2 separate regions of the Homo sapiens genome follow, and region 1 is linked to region 2. Evidence: chromatin contacts called from ENCODE Hi-C data. All regions are on one chromosome and are shown on one strand. The core of a region is the stretch at or near the end of the contact, and the rest is flanking DNA. Distances in the headings are between cores, read along the strand shown. Region 1 holds the start of DCLRE1A (DNA cross-link repair 1A). Region 2 holds the start of DUSP5 (dual specificity phosphatase 5).

Region 1 (5,095 bases), core at 2,532-5,031, 3.4 Mb before region 2:
ATATTCTGGATTTGGATGAGACCGTAAATACAAAATAAAATATGCTAAATGTAAAGTTAAGCAAAATACACTTATTATTGTCACAGATTTCATTGAGGTAACATTAATATTAATGAAGAACGTGTTCCCTTTCCTCCAAAAAAAGAAAGCTCTGTACTATGAAGAAAGATTTTGTTAACTAATAATAAAGTACAGCATCCCTATTTAACCAATTTAAGAAAACAAAGTTTACTGCTTATAAATAACTCAATGCAGCTATTACAACTATTAATTATGCCTTGAAGCAGGTATTTAGAATAGCTTTTAGCAACTGAAAGCCAAACTTGGGAGGAAGAAGTAAACAGTAACAGCTAATGATTAACAACAATAACTGTTGTTACTCAATCATAACAAAATTCTAGAAAAAAAAATCTGCAGATCAAACTAGTATTTGGGCCAATTAGTCCAAACTAATGAGGTTTCAGGGTACAGTGACCTCTTAATTATCCATTTTGTTAAAATATTAATTATATACCAGATCAAGTGATCATACAAAACTTCAGACTAATTAATGTATATTTCATATCCTACTTGCAAAATATTTATTAATCTGTCTTCTGTGACTTTTCTGTAAATAGTCAAGAGTGGCTTAGATCAGGGGGTATAGAAAGAATGACTACATCTTAGTCACCGTGCTAGATACTTACCAGGCTTAATAAAATTTATTTTACAATAACAATAATTACAATGAATACAATAAAAAGCTGCTAACATTTAGTAAGCTTTTCTGTGAATTAAGAATTTTACATATATTACTTTCAATACAAATAATAATCCTGAAAGGTAAATAATAGTTCAGTTTTGCAAGTGAGAAATATAAGGCTTTGAGGTCAAGTAACTTGCTCAAAATCACACAACCAACAAAATGGAAATAACAAGGATCTAATTCCAGGTCTCTGTGAATCTATCCATTACACTGCACTGTCTCCTATAAACATGTAAGTCTTCTAAGAAATGAACAAAGCATACAGTTTTTCAAATAAAGTTATGTTTATGACTTCCTGATTATAGTTTACTGCTAAAGAAACCAAGAAAACAGTCATTTCTAGCATTCTGTCCTCAATAATCGGGTCCAGGAGAAAATCATACTGTGTTAAACACAAAGCCTGAATATTTTATTATATGTTTTTTTAGTTATGAGTCACAGAGGTCAAATCTCATGGGAATAAAATACACTCCCTGTAAATACAAACAAGACTAGAAAATAAAAAACATTCCCCAAATCCCAGTTGATGGCCTGCTTGTTTATAACAGTGTACTTACTATATAACTACCTTCTGCACCAAAACTTTTTAAAATCATATATTTGTATAGATGTAAACAATCTTTTAAAGTTTGATGGGATAAGCATTCATGTACCCAATTCTTTTGTAAGAATTCCACAATATTTCAAATCCAGTATAAGATTAATAGCAGGAAAAATAAGCACTTCTCAAGGTGAGTAGTGCAAAAGACTTGGAAAGACACCAATACTCTGTTGTCGGAGGCAGGTTCCGATATACCTCCCATGAGATAACTGAATTCTGCCACATCCAACCAATTAACTATACATGTGGTTTCAGTGTCACGCCAGGACACATGCCAGCACCATCAGGCAAAGCAATGCTACTCCCATCCAAAGAAGGTAAAATACGTTTTCATTTATCATGGCAAGATATGCTTCACAAACATCCCTGCCGGGAATATCTGTTCCTTCATGCTCCAAAAGCTCACATGGCCAGGATTTAAACCCTGGAAATAGGCTATAATTGATTCCGATTTTTAAAAGTATTAGTTTCACGACTTTGAACGGAGAAGCACAGTACAGCTAAGAAACCAGCAAATCCAGGGCCTGTATAATCCAACTGGGGCAGTTATCAGCTGTGAGGCCCTGGGCATGTGACTTAACCTCTCTGTGCTTCCATTTCCTCAACTGTGAAAGGGGAATGATAGGAGCACCTCACTGGGATATAGAGGTAATTGAATAAGGTAATATCTCCTCAAGTGTTTAGGTATCCCCTCAAGTGTTTAGGACTGTGTGTGGCAGGCCGGGCGCGGTGGCTCACGCCTGTAATCCCAGCACTTTGGGAAACGGAGGCGGGAGGATCACTTGAAATCAGGAGGTCGAGACCAGCCTGGCCAACATAGTGAAACGCCGTCTCTACTAAAAATACAAACAAAACAAAACAAAACAAAACAAAACAAAACAACTAGCCAGGCGTGGTGGCGCGGGCCTGTAGTCCCAGCTACTCCGGAGGCTGAGGCAGGTGAATCGCCTGAACCTGGGAGGCGGAGGTTGCAGTGAGCCAAGATCACGCCACTGTACTCCAGCCTGGGAGACAGAGCGAGACTCCGTATCAAAAAAAAACAAAAAAAAACCCTGTGTGTGATACATGAAAAAGTGATCAATAAATGTCAAGATGATGCAGAAAGATGACCAGAAGACACTGGGGAACCAGATTGAATGGACAGAATGGTGTGGACGTTGCAATCATTGCCACCGGGGACACTAAATATTCACGGAGTGTCCACTTGGCTAATATCAGGCGCGGGCGGAACTCAGGATACACAGACGAGTATGTGGATCCCCGTGCCAGGGAAACCCCCGTCGGTGGCCGCTTGGGGACCCCTGGGAATTGCAGAACACGCGAACAGCGGCCCAAGTTAGGCGAAGGGCCACTCCCCGGGGCGCCAGCGGCACAAACCCGCCTAGCCCACCGCTTCGCGGGAGGGCGCCGTCCCCGAGGAAGGGGAGGTGCCGGGAGGGGCCCCCACCCCGACGCCAGCCCCTCACCTTCCGGAAACTCGGGTACTGACAAGTCCTGCTCCCAGCCGTCCACCTTCTGCAGATACTGGTAGACCAGGCTGTCCTTCTCCTGCTGGGTAACGGCGTCGAGCAGGGCGTACTCTAGCGAGGTCTGCGCGGGGAGCAGGCCGGAGAGGCTGCGGCCCCGGCCTCCGGGCGCCGCCATGTTTCCGCCGGGCTCCCGATGCGGCCGCCGGGCCCGCGGGAGAGTCTCGCTGGGAGAGACGAAACGTTCACTGTCCTGTGGTTTCCAAACGGCGCATTCACCTCACCCTCCACTAGCCCCACTCCACGCCAATGACACTTTTTTCTTTTTAAAGCATAGGTCCAAGTGCCAAAAGTCCAAATCGGCGCAGTTCCCGGGGACGTAATTAAACTGCCGTCCGACCCACCCCGCCCCTTTTCGGTCCCCACGCCGCAGCCGAGCCTGGACATTGAGAGCGTCAGATTCAACATGGAATAAGGCCTTAGGGACAGCGTCCCAGAGGCGCTAAGGGAAACATCCCCAACCCTCCACATTGGGAATTAGCGGACTTTCGAACACAAATAAAATACAATAAATCCGTAGGACTTAAAAGGGCAATGTATTTTTAAAAATTATTTTTAAAGTCTCTCTCTTTGAACAGCATCCGCCGATTCGACACGGCACTGGCAGCGGGAACTTGTTCCCGCCAAGACCCTAAAGGTAAAGCGGGTAGGGATAACCTCCAGAGAGAAGGCTTTGTAAACTGGAAGTGACTGGCGCGAGTGGCTTTCACTTATACACAAACACAGCGTTTTGTCATCTGGGAGTGCTGAAAGTGCGGGCGCGAACACATTTTTAGATGGGGGTGCCGGGAGGAGCGGATGCAGCTGGAGCGGCTCCCTTGGGGTGCCGAGTGGCAGGTGGGGGGCGGTGAGGGTCCTTGAGGGCGGGCCTTAGAGTCTTCAGAAGGGCAGGACTCTGAGGGCTTTTTGGAGCTCGCTATGCTTAACCTGGAGATGATTAAGGCCCCGCTTCCTGGCCTCCCAGCCTCTAATGCCAAAAGATAAGGGAGAGGCTGGCGTGTGACCCCGTTTTGAGTCAGGTGGACAGAGGGCTGGCCACCTTCGGAACCATGGGTGCAATACGGAGTCAGACCTCAATACAAGCCCACTCTTTCACATATTTGAACTTTTTTCACATATCAACTTTTTTTGTTCACTGTGCAGGGATTGTTCATTGCTGCTGGAGGAAGATCATGGACTGTCGCGGGAAACTGAAGTGGTTGAGTATCCACTAGTCGTGGATGAGGGCAGTGACTTCGCAGTTTTTTGCGAATTACACATCTCTTTGATTATGTTGTGACTAGTTTTGTTAGATAGTCATTTAGTGTTTGGGATACCTGTTAAGCCCTTTGTCCAGGGACTGTGGTTGGATTTATGAATTATTTGGACGGTTGTCCACTTGAAAGAACTGACAGTAGCTTCATAACAATGTTACAAATCTCGTTCTAAGATTAAGCTGTTGAACCTATATTTGCCATTAGCGCTTAATTTTTGAAGTATTATTTTTATGAATCAAGCCCTGGAAAAGGACAAGATATTTGAATGAAATAGCACCCATAATGGAGAACTTCACAGTTGCTACTCCTGTGATAGGTTTATCTTAGTTTCATTGTGGTATAAATGGAATAGCAGGTGTTGTCAGGTACAAGGTTTGTAGCTTGCCAATATGTTCATTACCAACACTGCAGATTCCCATTGAGTTGGTGGGGGTTTTGTTACCTTTGTTTTTTTTCTCAGCAAAATAATTCTATAACTTTTTGTTTGTGACAAGAAATGGACTTTCAGTTTACTTAAGATTAATACTTCTTGAATGATAAAATCATTTTGCCATGTTAGAAGACATTTCCGAAGAAGACATTTGGGAATACAAATCTAAAAGAAAACCAAAACGAGTTGATCCAAATAATGGCTCTAAAAATATTCTAAAATCTGTTGAAAAAGCAACAGATGGAAAATACCAGTCAAAACGGAGTAGAAACAGAAAAAGAGCCGCAGAAGCTAAAGAGGTGAAGGACCATGAAGTGCCCCTTGGAAATGCAGGTTGTCAGACTTCTGTTGCTTCTAGTCAGAATTCAAGTTGTGGAGATGGTATTCAGCAGACCCAAGACAAGGAAACTACTCCAGGAAAACTCTGTAGAACTCAAAAAAGCCAACACGTGTCCCCAAAGATACGTCCAGTTTATGATGGATACTGTCCAAATTGCCAGATGCCTTTTTCCTCATTGATAGGGCAGACACCTCGAT
Region 2 (5,035 bases), core at 1,162-3,661:
ACCGCATTGCTTGGAGCAGTGAGGCGGGACGCAACCTAATGGTCATTACAGGAGACCGGTTCAATGTGAAACAGACATGTATGATCAGATATGGACAAGTCTCCAAGATCTAGATAGATACAAGAGGCAGGACAGGGACTATACAAAATCAATCTATTTCTAAGATACTTATGAAAAACTATCTAAAGGTAAACAAAAAATAGTTGACGACTGTCTCTGGGGAGTGGAACTGGGTTCTAAGATATGCAGAAGACCCGCTTCTCATCACAGGGCCTTCATGCTGTTCAAATTTTTACCTGTGTATATGTTACCTTCTTTTAAAAAACATTTTAACCCAGTTTTCCTGAGATGTGAGTCTATAGAGCTGCCTACTTTGTGGCGACAACTTCTAAACTGTCAGCAGGGCCAGCTTAGAGAAGCATGGGGAGGAGAGGTGGGACCAGGGAGGGTCTCCTGGAACCTCTTTCATACTACTGAGGCAGAAACTTCTCCAAACCACAGGAGATAAAAACCATATTAGGAAGAGAAAGAAATCAGGAGGCACGCTGAAACCTCTGCAGAGCCAGAGGGCCAACCCTCTATCCCCTGGGGGATAGGCTGTTAGAAGAAGGACGATTACCATCTACCTCTGTTAACTCTCCAACAGGAAATCAACAGGGGACCAGTCAGCAGGAGGTGCTAGCAGAGAGGGGAACTGTCTCCAGAATCTTCCTGGCCCGGACTGTGTGAAACTCAAGTTGCATGGCTTTAAAACAGGCTCCTAACTCGGCGCCGGCTCTCTGCACCGAGCTCTGATCCCCAACACTGTTACATCCCAAGGTGTCCGCGCCAGGGCTGGCACGGCCTTGGGGCCCTGCTGGGGCTAAACCCTCATCTCTACATGTGGGTCAGGTCTCCCCGGGTGTCATTTGAGGTTACAAAGGACTCAAACACAAAGCAGGAGCAGTCATAGGAAGTAACCCAGAAAAAACCAATGCTTTGGATTTTGAGAGTCAATCACCCACCCACCACCAGAAGCCAAAGTTATCTTCCCGGCAGGTGAAATGGGCAGGCCTGTGGCGGTAGCTCCGGGAGGTGTCAAATCAAAGGCCGCAGAATCTCCATACCACCCTGCCCCCGCGCACCTCTATTTCGTGGCTGGCTGGCTGTAGGCTCAGCTCAGGATGGGTCCCAGGGATAATCCTGGGGCGGAGGAAGGAGGAGGTGAAAAGGGTGGAAAGGATGTGAGCTCCAAACTGAGCTAGAGAAAAGACCTAGGAGGGGAGAAGAGGCCGGAGGGAAACAATAAAAAGCAATAAAATGAAATGGAAAGGGAAGGGACTCGCCAGGTCAAAAAGGCAAGGGGGTCGGTGAAGACCACAGCTGGCTAGGCGGGAGGAAGGGGGGCACCACGGCGCCACACCAAGGGAGAGTGGATCGCGACCTGCTGATCCCGCCAGATCAGTCTATCAGGAAGGCCCCGAGCCCTGACCCCAGCGACAGCGGCGAAGCTCGCGTCTGGAAAGGGGGCTCGTGCCCGGCACGAGCCGACGGCCCCCAAACTGCTAAACAGCAGCAGCCCCCGCAGCATAACCAACTCCACCCAGACCACCGGGCAGACCCGCTGCCGGGCGCTTTCGAGGAACGCGGGTGGGGAAGAGGGGGAGCTCTGAGTGCTGACATTTGCAGTGCCCTCCCAAGCGCACAACAAGCCACAGGGTGCAGACTCCTGCAGGTGGTGACTCTCCCGGTCCCAGGGTGTAGGAGGGCGCCCCGGCGCAGGGAGGGGACCCGGGGGCGCCGGAGGGGCGAGCGTGGCAGGGACCCCGAGCGCTCACCTTTGAGGAAGTAGACCCGCGGGCCGGCGGGTAGGCAAGCGAGTAGCGAGGTGAGGACGACACGCGCGGCGCTCTCCTCTCGCAGCTTCTGCCAGTGGCGGCTGCCCTGGTCCAGCACCACCACGGCCGCGACGCCGCCGCCGCCCTCCTGCAGGAGCCGCGCGCGCGCCGCCTCGTCGGGCAGCACGTAGCGCGCCGACACCGCGCCGCCCCGGGCCCGCCGCAGCACCACCGAGTTGAGGTTGACGTTGAGCGAGCCGCGCACGTTCGAGGCAGCGAAGGCCAGATAGGGCCGGCAGTCGAGCACCACGCAGCGCGCCGCCGCCTCCTTGCGGAGCATCTTGCGCAGCTGGCGCCCGTCGAGCGACGTGACCTTCATGCCGCCGCCGCCGCCGGCCAGCGGCCCCGCGCCGCGCGCCCCGCGGGTGCCCACGGCCAGGGTGTCCACGGCCAGGGTGTCCGCGGGCGAGGCACGGGAGGGCGACCCGCGGGGCTGCGGCCGCGACGGAGCCCGGCGCCCGAGCGGCGGCGCAACTCCGCGTTCCCGCCCCGCTCGCTCGATAGCCAGCCCGGCCGCTCGCCGCCCTAGAAGCCGGGGATTCCGCCGGCCGCGCAGCGTTTTATGTGAATGAGTGCCGTCCGTGACGCGGCTGCCCATATAAGGCCAAATATGGGTGTTTCCCCGCCCCTCGGGCCGTGGCCACGCCCTGCAGGGGGCGGGGCAGCGGGGGCGAGGGACGCGCGGGGCGGGTGCCGGCGTTAGAGCGAGAGGAAGTGGAAGGCGCCTCTTCGTTCTCTCTTCCGCGCTTCGCTGAGGGACTCACTCGCGCATCACCCGCGGCTGCCGGTCGAGTGTCCCAGGCGCTCCGGGGCCGCGGTGACCCTCGCGGTGCGGACCGAGGAGGAAGCGCCGTGGGGGGCGGGGCGGCGCCGCACGATCCGGCCTTCAGCTTCACGGACGTGGGCTGAGAACCCGCCCGCGCCGCGCTGAGCAGGGCCGAGGGAGCCGGCCAGGGCCCCAGAGGAGTCCGGAACGGATTCCCGTCGCTACCGAGGTCTGCGCGTGTAAGGAGAGGACGTCGGAGATTTGCCTCGAGGGGTGGGGTATAGATGACTGGAGAGGTCAGGCGCGGGTTGGTCATCGCTGAGGCTGGGTGATGGGTGGCCGGATTCGTTATACTGTTTTCTCCACTTTTCTGTATGTTTGATATTTTTCATAATAAAGTTTGTAAAAGTAAAAACGGGGGTTGGGGGTCGGCGGTGAGAATAGCCATTTAATCTTCCTAAATGGATTCTGCCCTCAAAGGATTGACGCTCTTTTCTCTGTCACTCTCCAATAATGATTAGAATAATAAGTTGTATTTTGAGGAGCTGTTTTCTGGTCCCGGGGAGACCCTTGGTGAACTCAGCAGTACCATCAGCATGTATCCCACGATGGAGCTCAGTTCAGCCAACTGTTGTCCAGGTGGCTTCTGGATTTGGGGGATTATCTATGGATCAAGTTTAATCTCAGGCTGTCTGCCCCCACCGGTCCCCAGGGGCTTCAGGCCTCCCACCCCTATTCCTGGGGAAGCAGACACAATTCACCCATTCAGCAAGCATTTATTGAGGGTCAGCCGTGTGCCAGGGCTTTGCTAGCTGCGGGGACACATGGATGGAAACAGGTTTCTGCCCCCAAGCTCACTGCCAACCATTTTATTGTTAGCCTGGCTGGGACTGCTTGATGGAAAACAGTCTGCCCGCACTAGACAAGGGCTTGTTGACAACTGACATAAGGGAATGAGGTTTTCAGAAGGAAGCAGAGATCAAATTTTGAAATCAGATGCAATCAAATCAGACACCAGGACAGCCAGCATTGCCTCTGGGTCACAGATGCATCCACCCAAAGGCGCTGTCCTCGCCTTGCCAGTGGGGTCTTGGTGAAGACGTGATGCGGGGGCCTTCTTTCTTTTTGTGGTTATCTGTGCCAGCCTTCCCTGCAGGCTGCTCTTCCTCTAGCACGTTCTGTTTCTGTTACCGGCTCTTTCCACCCCCGGCATCTCCGCCTAGAGCCACACACATACGCGGAGCACCCACGTGGGCCAGGCTTTGTTTTGGGGCTGGCGGCACCAACGTGAGTAAGACTTATACTCAGCCCCAGCTGCCCCCAGCCCAGAGGGAAGGGGAAGGCCTGTAGTCCGTGGGGAAGAGCGCCCAGTAGGGGTGTGGCAGGGTGGGGCGTGGGCTGGAGAAGGCCTCCCGAGGAGAGGAGAGCTGAGGCCAACTCCGAGGAATGAATTGTAAGCCAGGCTGCGAAGCAGGAGGGGAGATTCCAGGCAGAGGAAACTGCTTGGGGTAAAGAAAACAAAAAACGCAACCCCCCCAGCATGGTGCGTACTGGAGGTATGTGGGAGACTAAGGCCCTTCTGGTATTTATTAGCAGATTAAGCAGGGTCAGGCAACAGAGGGCCTTGTGCTGTTTTGAGTCATTTGGGTCTTAGTCTTTGGCCGGGCAGTCCCCAACGAGGGATCTTACTCAGTGACAAGATCCGGATAGCATTTGGGAACATCGCTGAGGCGGCTCTGTGCGGGATCGGTGCTTTATTTGAGAGTGGTGGTGGGGTCCGGAGTCTGGGGGATGGATGGGAGGATTTCATGGGTAATCTAGACATGAGCTGATATGGACTTGCCAGAACTTGGCAGTGACAGCAGCTATGGGGAGGCCATAGGAATGGGAGCACATTGAGGAAGTGAGATGCTGGGAGGGGTGAGATGGGGAGAGAGAACTGGAGAGGGACACCAAAGATTTTTTTGTTTCCGGATTTTTTTTTTTTAGATAGGTTCTCGGGCCGGGCGCGGTGGCTCACGCCTGTAATCCTAGCACTTTGGGAGGCGGAGGCAGGCGGATCACCTGAGGTCGGGAGTTCGAGACCAGCCTGACCAACATGGAGAAACCCCGTCTCTACTAACAATACAAAAAAATTAGCCGAGCATGGTGGCGCATGCCTATAATCTCAGCTACTTGGGAGGCTGAGGCAGGAGAATCGCTTGAACCTGGGAGGCGGAGGTTGCAGTGAGCCGAGATCGCGCCATTGCACTCCAGCCTGGGCAACAAAAGCGAAACTCGGTCTCAAAAAAAAAAAGCTTGTTCTCACTATGTCGGCCAGGGTGGGCTCAAACTCCTGGCCTCAAGTAATCCTCCCACCTCAGCCTCCTAAAGTGCTGGGATTGAGCCACCA

Evidence for each region. A loop is a pair of places that touch in the nucleus more often than their neighbours do. Pooled maps may share reads with other maps.
Region 1: a pooled map shows a loop between it and region 2 (10-fold over the local background). The contact joins the promoter of DCLRE1A here to the promoter of DUSP5 in region 2. A Hi-C loop is called at or near these places in 2 of 37 single-sample maps with no recorded cell type and 9 of 50 pooled maps.

The regions. Positions count from the first base shown.
Region 1 is chr10:113,852,768-113,857,862 of GRCh38, reverse strand. DCLRE1A (DNA cross-link repair 1A) reads left to right here and starts at 3,781. Exons shown (of 9, transcript NM_014881.5): 1 at 3,781-5,095. The coding sequence starts at 4,681. It overlaps NHLRC2 (NHL repeat containing 2), which reads right to left and starts at 3,202. Exons shown (of 11, transcript NM_198514.4): 1 at 2,813-3,202. The coding sequence starts at 2,990. RefSeq lists an enhancer at 2,018-2,722 and a silencer at 2,733-3,092.
Region 2 is chr10:110,495,283-110,500,317 of GRCh38, reverse strand. DUSP5 (dual specificity phosphatase 5) reads right to left here and starts at 2,411. Exons shown (of 4, transcript NM_004419.4): 1 at 1,818-2,411. The coding sequence starts at 2,196. It overlaps DUSP5-DT (DUSP5 divergent transcript), which reads left to right and starts at 3,836. Exons shown (of 2, transcript NR_187547.1): 1 at 3,836-3,930. RefSeq lists silencers at 1,685-1,954, 2,075-2,134, 2,205-2,344, 2,355-2,884 and an enhancer at 3,366-3,889.